4 separate regions of the Homo sapiens genome follow, and all the other regions are linked to region 3. The links are chromatin contacts, found by Hi-C or POLR2A ChIA-PET in ENCODE. All regions are on one chromosome and are shown on one strand. The core of a region is the stretch at or near the end of the contact, and the rest is flanking DNA. Distances in the headings are between cores, read along the strand shown.

What was found. A loop is a pair of places that touch in the nucleus more often than their neighbours do. ChIA-PET counts read pairs that join two places held with the same protein, here RNA polymerase II (POLR2A). Pooled maps may share reads with other maps.
Region 1: a pooled map shows a loop between it and region 3 (2.1-fold over the local background). The contact joins the promoter of CCDC187 here to the enhancer-like site in region 3. A Hi-C loop is called at or near these places in 1 of 37 single-sample maps with no recorded cell type and 1 of 50 pooled maps. POLR2A ChIA-PET finds 5 or more read pairs at or near these places in 3 of 52 experiments (A673, HEK293T and HepG2).
Region 2: a pooled map shows a loop between it and region 3 (6-fold over the local background). The contact joins the promoter of DKFZP434A062 here to the enhancer-like site in region 3. A Hi-C loop is called at or near these places in 1 of 168 maps with a recorded cell type or tissue (posterior vena cava) and 7 of 50 pooled maps. POLR2A ChIA-PET finds 5 or more read pairs at or near these places in 2 of 52 experiments (B cell and HEK293).
Region 4: a loop to region 3 is called in a map of B cell, with 13 times the contacts of the local background. The contact joins two enhancer-like sites. A Hi-C loop is called at or near these places in 3 of 168 maps with a recorded cell type or tissue (B cell, OCI-LY7 and naive thymus-derived CD4-positive, alpha-beta T cell), 13 of 37 single-sample maps with no recorded cell type and 14 of 50 pooled maps. POLR2A ChIA-PET finds 5 or more read pairs at or near these places in 8 of 52 experiments (B cell, CD4-positive, alpha-beta memory T cell, H1 and 5 more).

Annotation. Positions count from the first base shown.
Region 1 is chr9:136,302,185-136,305,447 of GRCh38, reverse strand. CCDC187 (coiled-coil domain containing 187) reads left to right here and starts at 1,354. Exons shown (of 26, transcript NM_001378188.1): 1 at 1,354-1,760; 2 at 2,155-2,636. The coding sequence starts at 1,618.
Region 2 is chr9:136,325,478-136,328,808 of GRCh38, reverse strand. DKFZP434A062 (a long non-coding RNA gene) reads left to right here and starts at 1,486. Exons shown (of 1, transcript NR_026964.3): 1 at 1,486-3,331. It overlaps GPSM1 (G protein signaling modulator 1), which reads right to left and starts at 1,270. Exons shown (of 14, transcript NM_001145638.3): 1 at 1,046-1,270. The coding sequence starts at 1,113. RefSeq lists enhancers at 50-578, 579-1,108 and a silencer at 2,142-2,436.
Region 3 is chr9:136,266,166-136,269,540 of GRCh38, reverse strand. It overlaps CCDC187 (coiled-coil domain containing 187), which reads left to right. Exons shown (of 26, transcript NM_001378188.1): 15 at 1,416-1,492; 16 at 2,030-2,157. Among named protein-coding and RNA genes, the nearest start is that of QSOX2, 22 kb to the right of the region's middle. RefSeq lists an enhancer at 1,835-1,904 and silencers at 1,705-2,080, 2,145-2,304. Within about 2 kb of position 2,125, at least 13 of the 41 ENCODE cell types and tissues checked have a DNase peak (open chromatin) inside an H3K27ac peak, as active enhancers do.
Region 4 is chr9:136,223,580-136,226,672 of GRCh38, reverse strand. It overlaps QSOX2 (quiescin sulfhydryl oxidase 2), which reads left to right. Exons shown (of 12, transcript NM_181701.4): 3 at 1,764-1,812; 4 at 2,561-2,666; 5 at 2,820-2,910. Among named protein-coding and RNA genes, the nearest start is that of LHX3, 20 kb to the right of the region's middle. RefSeq lists enhancers at 629-848, 979-1,058, 1,239-1,288. Within about 2 kb of position 1,257, at least 8 of the 41 ENCODE cell types and tissues checked have a DNase peak (open chromatin) inside an H3K27ac peak, as active enhancers do.

The DNA of each region.
Region 1 (3,263 bases), core at 105-2,604, 37 kb before region 3:
CAGAGGGGTCCCTGGGCAGGGCGAGGCTCTGTAGGAATGGAAGGGGGCTGGAAGTGGAGCTGCCTTCTGGGTGCCTGAGAGCCGTTCAGGCTCCGAGGGTGGGGGGACCCTGTGGTCACACCGCTGGTTCCCTGAAGCTCCCTGTAACATCCCAGACATGTTCCCCAGGGTGTAACAGCCCGAGGCTCATCCTTGTCCCTGCCTCATCACAGGAAAGGGCTCATGCCCTGGCGCTAGGAGGGTGCAGACAGGCCAGGTGGGGCTGGAGGTGGCCGCACCTCACATTATACGCAGGGCCTGCCTGTCTTTGGATGGCTCCTCTCTCCCTCCCCTCCGAGGCTGCTGGTGGCTCAGCCTCTGTGCCCTGGATGCCCGTGGCTGTGCCTGCCGGCAGCCAGGGCCCCGTTTGGCTTGGAATCTCCCCTGGGCCCCGTGCCTATGTGGGGCTGGGCTTGGGCGGTGTCTCCAGGCGTTTGCCTGGCGGTTCCAGAGGACAGGTTCTATAGCGTGAGCCTGGAGGAGGGCCCTCCATCCTTCGTGCCTTCCTAGACTTAAGAGGTCTTTCGCGCAGACCTCCCTTCTCTGGGGCCACTTGGGAAGGGTCAACTTAAGGGCCATTCCTGGAACAAATCCGTGCTCATGATCATCGCAGCTCCGTGCCACTGCCACCTCCCGCGGGGATGGACTCACCAGGGGCTCACAATGGTGAGCATTGGGGGAGGGGGTGGTCCCCAGGCTCCAAGGTGGCACTGCCAGTGGGGGTGGGGAAGGAGCTGGGAGGGAACTGGGATCTGAGTCTGAGTTCCCCTCAGGGACTGCAGAGCCATGTCCTCCCCACCACACTGCCGTGTCACGGACCCACTGGGATGTGCAGGGTCCGAGGAGGCCAGCGGGGGCTCCTGACCTGGGGCAGCACCTGGCATCTCTGCCACTGTCACTGTGGGCAAAGGGTGTCTTCTGGCCTGCACCAGGGTGAGCCCAGAAGCCAGCGCCCCTTCCCCTGCCCAGCCCCATGGAACTGAGAGATGGTGGCTGATGTGTTTCTGTTGGGATGTCTGGGCTGGGCCCCACAGCTGCTGGGACCTCTGTGCCTCAGACTGAATTGAACCTAACCCTGACCTGGGGTTAGGCCCCGCCCCCACCAACCAGAAACTTGCCCAACACTGACCCCACAAGCCCAGCCCGGCCCCATTCCCTCCCTGCATGTCATTCTGGGCCTGGGCGGACTGGGTGGGGCACCGCTGAGAGCCCCATCAGGAGCTGAAGGCCAGAGGCTCTGTCGCTGAGTGACAAGGTTATTATGCTGTCACGGGGCCAGCCGGAACTCTCCCCCACCCCACCAAGAGACAGCTCATTAGGAAGGCCCCCAGCTGTGGCCAGCCCAGGGCCGGGCTGCCCACCGTGCCAGCCCAGTTTCAATGACCCACCTGAGGGTTTCCATCGTGGGCCAGGGGACCGGCGCAGGCGGGCATCCGGAGCCAGGCAGTGGCCAGCCCATCCCGGGCAGGGTCATAGGTGGGGCTGCAGGCCTCGAAGCCGCCATGTGAAGGCAGCAGCGACCCCAGGCAGGGCGGGCCAGGTTGACCTTGCACCTGCTCTCCCCTCAGCCCCGCGGCCATGCCGACCCTGGTCGTGGGCACGCCGCCCACCTGCCTGGGGGACACACCTCAGCCCTGCCACAAGAACAGCCAGAGGCAGGGCCCCTTCTCCCATGGGGCCCCAGGGAGAGCAGCCGACTGGAAGGCTGTTGCCAAGCCCAGGTAGCATCTGCGTGGACTTAGGCGGGGGGCTGCACTGCTGGCAGGTGCCATGCCTGCCGCTGGAGGCAGCGGCTCTGTGGGAGGTACAAGGGCGTGGGGTCAGAGTGACGTGCCTGCCTCTGCACGTGCCTTTGGGCAGGCAGCCCGGCCTCTCTGAGACTCAGTTTCTCCATCTGTAAATCGGGCCGATCACATTACCTACCTCAGAGGGGTGTGGTCAGGGCTTGAGAGAGAATGCCGGGGCTGTCCTCCAGGTGGGGTGTATTCCAGGCCCTCCTTTCCACCTCCAGTCTGTGGAGCAGGAATGCCCGGGGAGGTGGGGCCAGTCTGAGCGGCTCTGCTCGGCACCTCTGCGCCTGCATGTCTGACCGGCATGTCTGCCGTTCCCTCCCAGGCTCTGCGCACCTGCAGCTGAGGATGACGTGGCAGCCCTGAGGTGGCCCGGGCCCTCCCAGCAGCCAGACCCACCCTGGGCAGCTCCCCACGTGGTCGGGTCTGACGACCTCAAGGAACCAGGACCCTGGGGGAAGGCGTGCAGCCTGCCCATGTGGTCCACAGGCCCGGAGGCTAGGGATGGGGACAGCTCGGTGTCATCGGGCCGCCTCTCGTGCTCTTCGGGGGGCCACGACGTGTGTGTGTCTTGGAAGGAGAGGCCACCCCAGGTGTTGGGGCCCCAGCAGAGGCCCAGAAAGAGTGACGCGCGGCTGGAGCAGCTGAGAGACAAGATCCGGGCCCAGGCGTGGCAGCAGGGGAGCTGTGCGTCCCTGGGCACCTCAGCCCCCTCCAGCGCCTCCAGACTCCACAAAGCCTCCACGCTGATGCTTAGGAGGAAAGGCCAAGAGGCAAAAAATCCCCCTCCAGCCCCTGAATGCTCAGGTCAGTGGCCACTTTGCCAGAGAGGGGCAGGAGGGCTGCGAGGCTGTCGGGAGGGTGGAAAGCGGGCAGGATCGGGCTGTGCTGGACACGTGGTGGGGGCCAGCCGGGTGTATGCAGCGTGCCCCCAGGGTGGGGATTAGGAGTCATGAAGGGGTGCTTCTGAGCTGGGTCCATGATGAGGATCCCTCCCTGGAGACGACAGAGGAGCGGTGGAGATGCCAGCGCCCAGGAGGGAGGGGCACACAGGGCCTGTGGCACTGGAAGAGGGGGCCTGGTCCCTGGACCTAGAGTCTGTGCCTTTGTCCCTGTAGCCTTGGGGGGCTGCATGGTCAGATTTGTGGGGGCTTAGGTCAGGAGCGCCCTAAAAAGTCAGCCTGGGATTTGGAAAGTCTGGCAGCTTCCCTCCTGCAGGGACAGGGGGTGGGAGTGTGGTGGGGGGGTCTTGTCCTTGGAAGGGTGAGGGGTGGGAGGGGTAACTAAAGAAGTTTGGAAACGGCTTCCCTCTTGGAGTGATGTTGAGAGCCAGTCCTGTGGATTCTCTGTGTCCAGGTATTTAACTCTTTTCCTAAGAAAACAGGGAAGATGTTTTCCTCCTTTAATTTTACATTTATTTTTTATTTTTTTGAG
Region 2 (3,331 bases), core at 237-2,736, 60 kb before region 3:
CCCCTCCCCTGCGTGGGGCCCAGGAGCCAGGCTAGGGGCTCAGCGCTCCATCCAGGACGGCACAATGGGGCTGTGTCTGGGACCAAAGCAGAGAGCAGACCGGAGGCAGCAAGGCCTCTGTCCGCCGTGCCGCCACCAGTACCTCATTTCGGGTGCCCCAGGCAGAGGCTTGCTGCTTGGCTGGGGCCAGAGAATCCTTGGGGGCCAGGCTAGGCGCCCCCCGGGATCAGCTGCTGGGACCCCTATCAGGGAGGTCACCAGGTTTTAGGGATGTCCAGAGGACAATAGTGTCCCTCGCTCTGGGGAGCCAGGCCTGCCTCTGACGGCTGCCACCCATTCGCAAGCCCCTGCCTGGACCTCACGCTCGTGTGGCTCTGCCTGAGGCCTGGTACCACCCAGCCTTGCTTGGGGCTCCAGGCACCTGCCCGGCTGGGCCCAGGGCAGCCCCTGGGGGGACATTGGGAGTCACCAGGCAGGCATGCCACCTGGGGCAGGGCCACCCTGTCATCCCCAAAGGCGTGGGGCACAGAGCCCAGTCACTGGGATCACCCAGGAATGTGCCCGGAGAGTAGATGCCTTTTCAGGCAGGTACACACCCACCTGGCTGGCTCCCTTCCAACCCAGCTGGATCCCACTGGGCTCGTGGAGGGCTGGTGAGGGGCAGAGCCCCATCCAGAGCAGCCAGGTCTCTTTGGCCATGATGCCCCTGAGTGCCCCGGGCATGGCAGGGCCAGGCTTGGGAGGGAAGCACCCCACGGTGCCCCTGCCAGGTGCCAGGGGAGTGAGGCTGGAGAAGCTGCCCACCCCGCCTCCAGCCCCCCGGCCCCCCACCCCCTTCCCCTTGGCTTGGGGGAAAGAGGGCTTCAGGGGACGCCCACGCGGGCACACGCCGGGCTGGGCTCGGCCTGGAGGGAGGGGCGCGTCCTCAGCCACGCTGCGCGCCCGCGAGAGCTGCCTTTGTTCCCAACTGCAGCCTCCCCCGCGTCCCGACCCGGCCCGGTCCGGTCCCAGCCCCGGCCCCGGCCCCGGCCCCGGCCCGTCCTACCTGGAGTAGAGGCGCCTGGCGGCCGGGCCCGGGAGCTCGTCGGCCGCGGGCGGGGCCGGGCCCGCCATGGGTCGGGGACGCGGGAGCGGGAGCCGGGAGCGCCCCCCGCGCCGTGGCCGTCCGCCCCCTGCCCGCCCTGCTGTCCTCCCTGCTGTCCGCCCTGCTGTCCGCCTGTCCGTCCGCGCCTCGTTCGCCCGTCCTCCCCCGGGGAGGCGCCGAGGAAGTGATGTGCGCGGGGCGCCGCCGCCCCTCCCGCCGCCGTGGCCGTGATGTCACCGCCGCCCGCGCGGGGAGGGGGCGCGGACCGGGCGGCCACCGCCGCGTGCCTCCCTCTGCGGGGGGCGGGGCGGACGCGGGGGGAGGGGCGCCGTGAGGCGGGCAGTCCCCGGGGAGGGGGGAGGGGGGAGGGGGTGTGGGCCCCAGCCCACCCCACCCCAGGGAATGCAGGGGAGAGGGCCTGGGCCTGGCCTTGCTGCTGGTCCCCTGGGGACTTCTGAGGGCCCGCGGGGGTCCCTGGGTCACAGTGCAGCCACACTGGCCTCTGGGCTCCTTTCATCCACAGGCCGCCTGGTGAGCCCCGCAGCCTCACCCACGTGGGGAGGGGCTGCTGAGGCCTCCTTGCCTTTCTTGGTGGGCGCCCTACGCCTCGGGGGTCCTACCCTCCTCTTCTGTGCAGCCCCAACGTGGCTTTGCCCCCTTCTCCAAACTTCTGCCTTGGGCCATGGGGCGCAGGCCGTGGGGATGCTGTCTGCCTGCTTTAGAGAAACCTGGGGCACCGATGACAAATACAGGCTCTGCTTGGCCTGTGGGACGGTTGGTAAGCCCCCCACCTCTGAGACCCTGGGTGGCCACATTCCCCTCCCAAGCTCCCCCGGAATGGGGATGCAGCCTGCCCCTTCCTTCCTCCTGGGCACTGTGCAGGCTTAGGGAGGATGCAGGTGGCACAGTAGGCTGTGCCCACCCGGGGTCCCGGGACCCCAGCCCCTACCGCCTCCTCCTCCTCCTCTGAATTCTTGGAGCCCTGTGGGCCTATGTGGTGTGACGTGGCTTCCCCTCCACCCACCCTCAGCTCCCGATGGCTTGGGGGGTTCTCCGCAGCCAGCGAGGCCCACAGCCGGCCTCCCCGGGTTCTGTCCTGCCCCCGACAGCATCCTGGGCCTTCCGGTGGTGTCAGGAGACTCCAGGCCCTTGAAAGGCAGCTGCGACCCCGGGTATGACTCGGAGAAGTCCAGGAGCAGGAAATGGGCTGCATTCCTTCGGGGCCCCTCCGTGCACCCCAGCCCCTCCCTGGGAGAGCTGCCCTGAGGTCAGGAAAGTGCCGTCCTGGCAAGACCCTCAGCAGCTGCCGCCCACAGGACAGTCAGCGTTTTCAAGCATGGGAAGGAAAATAAACACGAGGTTAAAAAGGGGTCTGTTGGCCCCGGGCTGGTTTGTTTTTCCTGTGTAAGGGAGGCAACGGGAATGAGAACCATCTGTGCCCTGAGCGCAGCGCAAGCTGCCTGCTGGGCCCACGTGCCCTCCCCCAAAGACCACAGAAGCCAGGCAGAGCCTTGCTCCCTTCCAGCCGGGGCCGTGGCTGCTGGCCGGCAGGGACAGTGGTGTTGGCTGGGGCACCACCCTCCTTTGCCACAGCCCTGGGCCTGGCTGCGGGCAGAGAACAGGCCTTCGATTGAAGCTCCAACCTTCCGGGCCACCTCCTTTGGGCTTCGGGCACCTGAGCCAGCATCCCATTGTAAGGGCAGGGGCTGCTGGGGGCCCTGCCTGTGCCAGGCCTCAGCTCAGCCCTCTTTCCCCAGGCGCTGCTGCCATCAGGAGGCCCACAGAGGGTCCACACCAACACTGTGAGCCCCTTGTGGGTCCCCTGGGTTAGTGGTGGGAGGCTGGTGAAGAGAAGTGGGGACAAAAGACATTGCACAAATGGTGGAGGGAGGGAGAGATTTGCAGCCTCGTAGCTGTCATTGCTGGGGGAGCTTCTCCTGGTCTCCTTCCTTGATGCAGAGAGCTGGGAGCTTGTGTCCCTGGGCCGGGAGAGCCCCAACATTATATCAGAACTTGTGGGGAAACCTGCACCCCCGAGGGCTCTGGCTTTGTTAGGCCGAGCTGGGCTATGAGGCTGTGTGACCTGGCACAAGTTGCTTTCCCTCTCTGAGCCTCGGTTCTGTCACCTGAGGGCTGCCCGTCCCGCAAGGTGTGGAGGGTCACTGAGGCGTGGGGTTTCTGCGGTGCTTGTCCATGTGCCTGGCACACAGTGGGGTTTGTGCAGTGCTTGTCCATGTGCCTAGTGGC
Region 3 (3,375 bases), core at 876-3,375:
GAGTACCTGGGACTACAGGCGCCCACCACCACGCCCAGCTAATTTTTTGTATTTTAGTAGAGACGGGGTTTCACCATGTTAGCCAGGATGGTCTCCATCTCCTGACCTCGTGATCCACCCACCTTGGCCTCCCAAAGTGCTGGGATTACAGGCGTGAGCCACCGCACTGGCCCCTATAAACATTCTTAAGCTTTCTTCGGGACTGCAGTTATTTAGAAGTAATTTGGTCCTTTCAGACTTTTCATTAATAGTGTGTTAGGTCGATCTGGATCAGTGCTCAGCCTGGGGCTAATCATTTCCGACAGTCAAGGCAAGAACGTTCTGTGTACACTGCCTGCCCAGTGACCTGGGAGTCCTAAGGTCCTCCAGCCTGACTACTGGAAACAGGCGTCATTACCAGGCTTCCAGTCCCCCGGAACGCTTCTGTCCCAGCATCTGGTAGCTTCTTGACACGCATTCATCCATCAGTTCTCTACTGAATACTCCAGAGGGACACTTGATACATCTCAGAGGTCCTCTCTCTGTGCGACTCTCTCCTCTCTGACACTCTGCCCCCACAAACTCCAGCTGCCTTGGTCCTCCCAGACTCTCTGCTGTCTCCTCTACCCAGGGAGTCCTCCAGCTCAGCCAGCTTCCCCTCCCTCACCATAGCCTGGCAACTCTCTGAGGCAGTAAGCCGTGAGCATCGCAAGTCTCCTCCCCTCCTTTGTTTTCTGTCTCTCAGGGATCACTGTGCTATGTTGCCTCAAGTCCAGTGCCTGGAAAACTGTTATTTCATATGTGTGTGTGAAAAAATATATATATATGTATACACACACATATCTCTATATAAACACACATGTGTGTGTGTATTTACGTGATTTTTTCAGTTGTTGCAGATGGGATGGCAAAGCCAAAATCCAGTCCCTTTTGCTCTGTCTTTGGTGGGAGGGAACGTCCTTAAGGATCGCTTGAAGTACAGGCTCCTTTTTCCATCACTCAGAACAGAAGCATGGCCAGCAGAGGTCGGCAGCAGGTCAGCTACTTCAGCTGGGGATCTGGGATCTGCTGTCACCTGCCAGCTCCTTGGTGCTAGACCCCGACAGCCCTTCTCCCTCTCTGGGCCTCACTCTCCCCTCCTTTAGAAGCCTGTAGACGCAGAGCAGCTGGGCTGTCTCCCTGAGCTTCCTCTACTTTTGGTCTGGTCTTTCCCATGATCAGTAGGGTCACAAACCACAACTTCACATCAAGAGACTGCCTGTCCCTTCCCGCGTGGTCTTGTGGATTCTGCGTGAAGCCCTGTGTGTCCGGGATGGGATGGGGACACTAAACTGCCCTAGACCTCCTACTTTTATGAGGCCCTCCGGTAGAAATGGCCCCTGACACGGGGCACTCAGACCCCCTACATGACCCAACCATGGCGCTTCCTTCCTCAGAGGTGGAGGGCCCTGACGGAGCCCTCTCCCAGCTTCCCCTGGCCAAGTTCTTCCCTCCGGACAACCCCACCCACCAGGTACGTGGAGAGGTCCCCTGGGGGAGAGGCACAATTTCAGGACCCAGCACGGCCCTGGTAGTGGGCCCCGGACCCAACTGTCCTTCCACTAAGAAGGGCCAAGGCAGGTCCTGGGTTGGGAGGTTCTTCCGGCGATCGCGTCACCCGCTCTTCCAGCTGACAGCTACCCAAGCCCGTTCCTCCCGCCCTGGGTGACAGAGGGGGGCAGGCATTTCAACATGGTGCTTTGGGCAGGGTTAGCCCCCGCCCAGGTTGTATATTTTAGGGCAGGTGGCCTGGGCTTCCTGGATCAGGGCTGGTGGTGAGGCCGAGATGCTAAAGATCCTGCCTGCCCCGCCAGCTCACAGTCGGGGAAGCGAGGGCGGCATAGGGGGATGGGAGGGGCGGGCAGTCCGAGAGGGCTTCTCGGAGGCGGTGGCCTGTGCTGGGAGCGGTCTAGAAGCTAGGCGGTGACGCGGCCCACCCTACTGGAGCCCCGCGAGGCCCGGAAGCACCGAACCCAGAGCTTTAGGGGCCTTGGGCCGCTTCAAGCTGCAGATGCTGGAGCGGAGCCTGCGGGAGGAGGAGCTGCGAGCACAGCACCAGGCCGCGCTGCTGCGCCTGCGAGAGATGGCGCTCCAGGAGAAAACGCTCGCGGAGCTGGCCTGGCTGGAGCATCGACGAGGGTGAGCGCATGCGCCTGGCGCCGGCCCCGCCCCGCCGTAGCCCCGCCCTGCTGTAGCCCCGCCCTGCTGTAGCCCCGCCCCCTCCCTGCCCCGTCCGGGTCCCGCCCGTGGCCCCGACAGCGTTTTGAGAAACAAGAGGTACTGGTCCAAACAGTAATAGGTGTTTGCTGAAACTTACATAAGGCAGTAAAGTACTCAATACACAAATAAAAAAATACCCCCATCGTTCCAAAGGTGACCTCTGAGATCATCTTTGTGCATACTTTGTTTTTTTGTTTTGTTTTGTTTTGTTTTGAGACAGAGTTTCGCTCTTGTTGCTCAGGCTGGAGTGTAGAGGCGCGTGGCGCGATCTAGGCTCACTGCAACCTCCGCCTCCCAGGTTCAAGGGATTCTCCTGCCTCAGTCTCCCGAGTAGCTGGGACTACAGGTGTGCGCCACCACGCCCAGCTAATTTTGTATTTTTAGTAGAGATGGGGTTTCTCCATGTTGGTCAGGCTGGTCTCGAACTCCCTACCTCAGTTGATCCGCCAGCCACGGCCTCTCAAAGTGCTGGGATTACAGGCGAGAGCCACCACGCCCAGTGCGGATACTCTGTTTTGGGGAGAAACACACATGGCTATTTCAACTTGCAAATGGGCAGTACGTGCTGTTTTGTAACTTGCGTTTTCAATTTATATGTCAGGAAAACCTTTCTGTGTAGCTACATAACCGCTATAACACACAGGGCGCACCGGCGTAGAGACAGGGCTGTAACTCCCTTCGCTTGTCCCGGATCTCCGGGCCTCTAGGTTGTCTCCAACGTTTTGCCATTATTAATGAAGATAGAGAGATCATTTCCTTAAGGTAAAACCTTAGAAATGGAATGACCGGGTCAGTGAGAATGCATCTGGAAGCCGCTTGATACTGCCACATTGGTCTCCAGAAAGGTGATTCCAGTTAACATCCTCACCCGGTGTCTGAGCGGGCCAGACTGAGGGTGTTTATTCCATGATGGGTGGGGGGTGGATGTGGGTGACCCCCACCTCCCTCCCCAGAGGACCCACTGGCCTGGGCTGGGCCTTCAGGGTGGCAGGGGCGGCTCTCGGCTAGCCTTTGTCTCTTTAGACCCAAAAGTCCAAAAGTGGCTGTGAGGGGTGGAAGAGTGACAGCCCGGGTTGGGCCATCTGGCCACCCCAAGGCTTCCAAGCCTGTCCACGCATGGCTGCGTCCTCCCTGGTG
Region 4 (3,093 bases), core at 8-2,507, 42 kb after region 3:
AGTGCCTGTGTTTTCGGCTTCTCTGGCTCTCTCCTTGGAACTTCGTAGGAATTGTAGGAGCTGATGTTTGGTGGGGGCAGCTCTTGTTCCACCCTGTTGTGCTGTGGAAGTGTCTGTGGGACTGTCCACGCTCACACAGACCCGGTCACATGGAGGGGATGCGTGAAAAGACCCCCTGCAGCCTGCACGGCCAGGGGGCGCAAGGAGACCAGGACTGCGAGGGCTGGCACCCCAGCCTGAAGCCACGCGTGTGGTCCGTGTACCATGGGGCTCTCACACATGCACACTCATGCACACACACACGCACACACAGGCACAGGGCCTCTGCCTTCCCCAGCCAAAGTCAGCCCTGCAGACAAGGCTGTGCCCATTGCTCCCACTAGGGGGCGGAGGTACCTGTGACCCTGTTGCAGGCCCGTGCATAGCATGTGTGTACCTGCGGGTGCCACTGCCTCCTGCGTGCCTTGACATGGACATCTCCAGAAACGTGGGCGCCTTGGGCCCACTTCCTGGGAAGCTTTGTCAATTTGAGTAAAACTCCGTCCTTGTCAGCCCTGGTGCCTTGCTGTGTGGTGTGGTGTCATGTCATGGTGGCTTCGCTTGTATTTTGGGGGCTGTTGTTTTCACTGTGCTGGCAGCACCTGTGGTCCTGCCCTAACAGGTGCCACGCTGGGCGGCACCGGTGTCAGCCCTGCCCCAGGGCCTCTCGGGGCCTGTGTCGCACACTTGCTTGCCTGCCTCTGCGTGTGATTACGTCAGCATGGCTTCCTGTTGTATTTTGATTTTGCTTCAGACACAGTTCACACTGTGCTGTATGTAAACTTTCGGGCCCTCTTTCTGTTACTTAATGGGACATTGCCCAGATCCACTACGATGCTCATTGGATGGGATTGTCCAGTGACGTCACTCTGAGAACCAGAGCCCCCCGTTGCCAGGTGTGTGGGCTCTTCCAGGCTTTGGTGGCTTTGAACGGCGCTGCTGTGCGCCTTCCCGGGCAAGGGGAGAGCTGAGGCTGGGAGAGAAGCCACTGGGCCGCGAACCGGGTCTGTGCACAACAGACCTGCAGGGCCAGCAGTGTCAGGCAGTTTTGTGCTCGCCCAGGGACCAGTGCAGCAGGAAGCACTGGCGGCTTCGTTTGCATTTCCCTGGCGGCTGCAGTGCCAGCACATCTGGCTTTGTGGGCCGTGGGTGTCATGGGTGAAGTGTCTTCCTGTCATCTGCACGTTTCCCTCTTAGCTGGCCAGTGCTTTTCTTACCGACCTCATCTCCGCCATCATGTAACCTTGTCTCGTCGCTGTCTCTAACGTACCCTTTGATGAAGAAAGTTTTTAATGTTAACATAAGAACCTAATCATCCACTCAGAGATACTGCGTGGTGTCTCCTCCTCCTGCACATCCTCCGTGTTGTCACAGCTAACGCTACAGCTAACCATTAAGACATAGGCTCACTACCAAGTCCCAGAGAGCGGTGTCTTTTATGATTCCAGCCCAGTTGAACTGTCTTGCTTCTAGCCCTGTTGGGTCAGAAAATGTAAATGATGGGAATGCTGATTGGAGCTAACCTTAGCCCCCTCGTAAATCTGACAGGAAACATTAATATGCACAAAGACAAGGAGAAGCGTGTGGTTTGTCATTAATTTATGAAAACTTTCCGAAGGAAATTGAGTAAAGCTCCCTCTAAGGTGACGGGCGTTTTGTTGCTTAAACACATGCAGATGCCCATGGAAGGCTGCCTCTTACTTGTTCTGTGTTTTTCCTCTTAGTATTTTAAAGCATTTACAAAGGAGTTTACAACTGGAGAAAATTTTAAAGGTAAGGACATAAGCATTGTATTTTAGTCCCTGAGATTCCCCTCATAAACCTGCTAAAGACACACGGTCCCAGAGCCTGGGGAGCTCCCAGCCTGGGTCAGCACCTTTCCCTCTGCTGACCTTCCTGCCTGCTTTCCCTTAAGAGTTCAGATATTAATAGTTTCAAAGAGAAATTTTAATTTTGTGCTTTGCCTTGCTTGGCAAATATTGTAGTAAAAACTTTTTCAGAGTAAATTTTTTATTGTAAAAATATTTGGAGATGTGCACAGATCACATGTACCCACCCGATGAATTTTTACAAATGATCCCACCCAGCCGAGCATCGCCCAGAGTGTGATCAGACCCCGCAGGCCACACCCTGGGGGGCTCTGCCTGTGAGGGACCCGGTGGAGCTGCCTGGCCTGCTCCTCGCCGCGCCCTGGGGGGGCTCTGCCTGTGAGTGACCCAGTGGAGCCGCCTGGCCTGCTCCTCGCAGTGCCGTGTCTTGCCATCTGCCTCTGTTGCCTGTCCCTGTGGCCCACCCATGCTTGTGTCATTGCTGTGTGGTCTCCAGTTGTGTGAATCCAGCGCTGTCTGTACCACGCCTGTGGGTGGCATTGGGCACACCCATTGGGATTGCACATGTTGCTGCCACCTGCACCCTGCTGTCTTTGGGCCCCAGGCTGGGACGGGGCTGCTGTCCCTGGGTGTATGCCTGCCCCACGAGGACAGCCGCACACACAGCTCTGACCCTGGTGTGCTTCCGGCAGGACCTGACCGAGAGCTGCGAACAGTCAGACAGACGATGATTGACTTCCTGCAGAACCACACGGAAGGAAGCCGGCCCCCTGCCTGCCCGCGCCTAGACCCCATTCAGTGAGTAGCTCCATGAAGAAGGCGGCCGTTAGACTCGTGTTGAACTGTGCAAGAAACGTAATAGGTTTCTATTAAGTGATGTGGCCACTGGGATGTGGTGGCCAACTCGCTGCTGTTGACGGCACTAAAAGCCTCTTTTTTTCCTCTTGAAAGGCCCAGTGATGTTCTTTCCCTTCTTGACAACCGTGGCAGCCATTACGTGGCTATTGTCTTTGAAAGCAACAGCTCCTACCTTGGACGGGAGGTACGGCCTCTGCGTGGGCTCCAGGTGTCACACGTGGTGTGATTGGGGTTGGCGGTGGATCTGTGATGAGATTTGCAGGTGCCGGTCACTGTGTCGGCATCTCGTGTCCTGTCTGTGGCTTTAGGTCTTGTTCATTATCAGAAGCTTAGTTAATGTTACTCAGCAAAGTCACTGGTGTCTGGA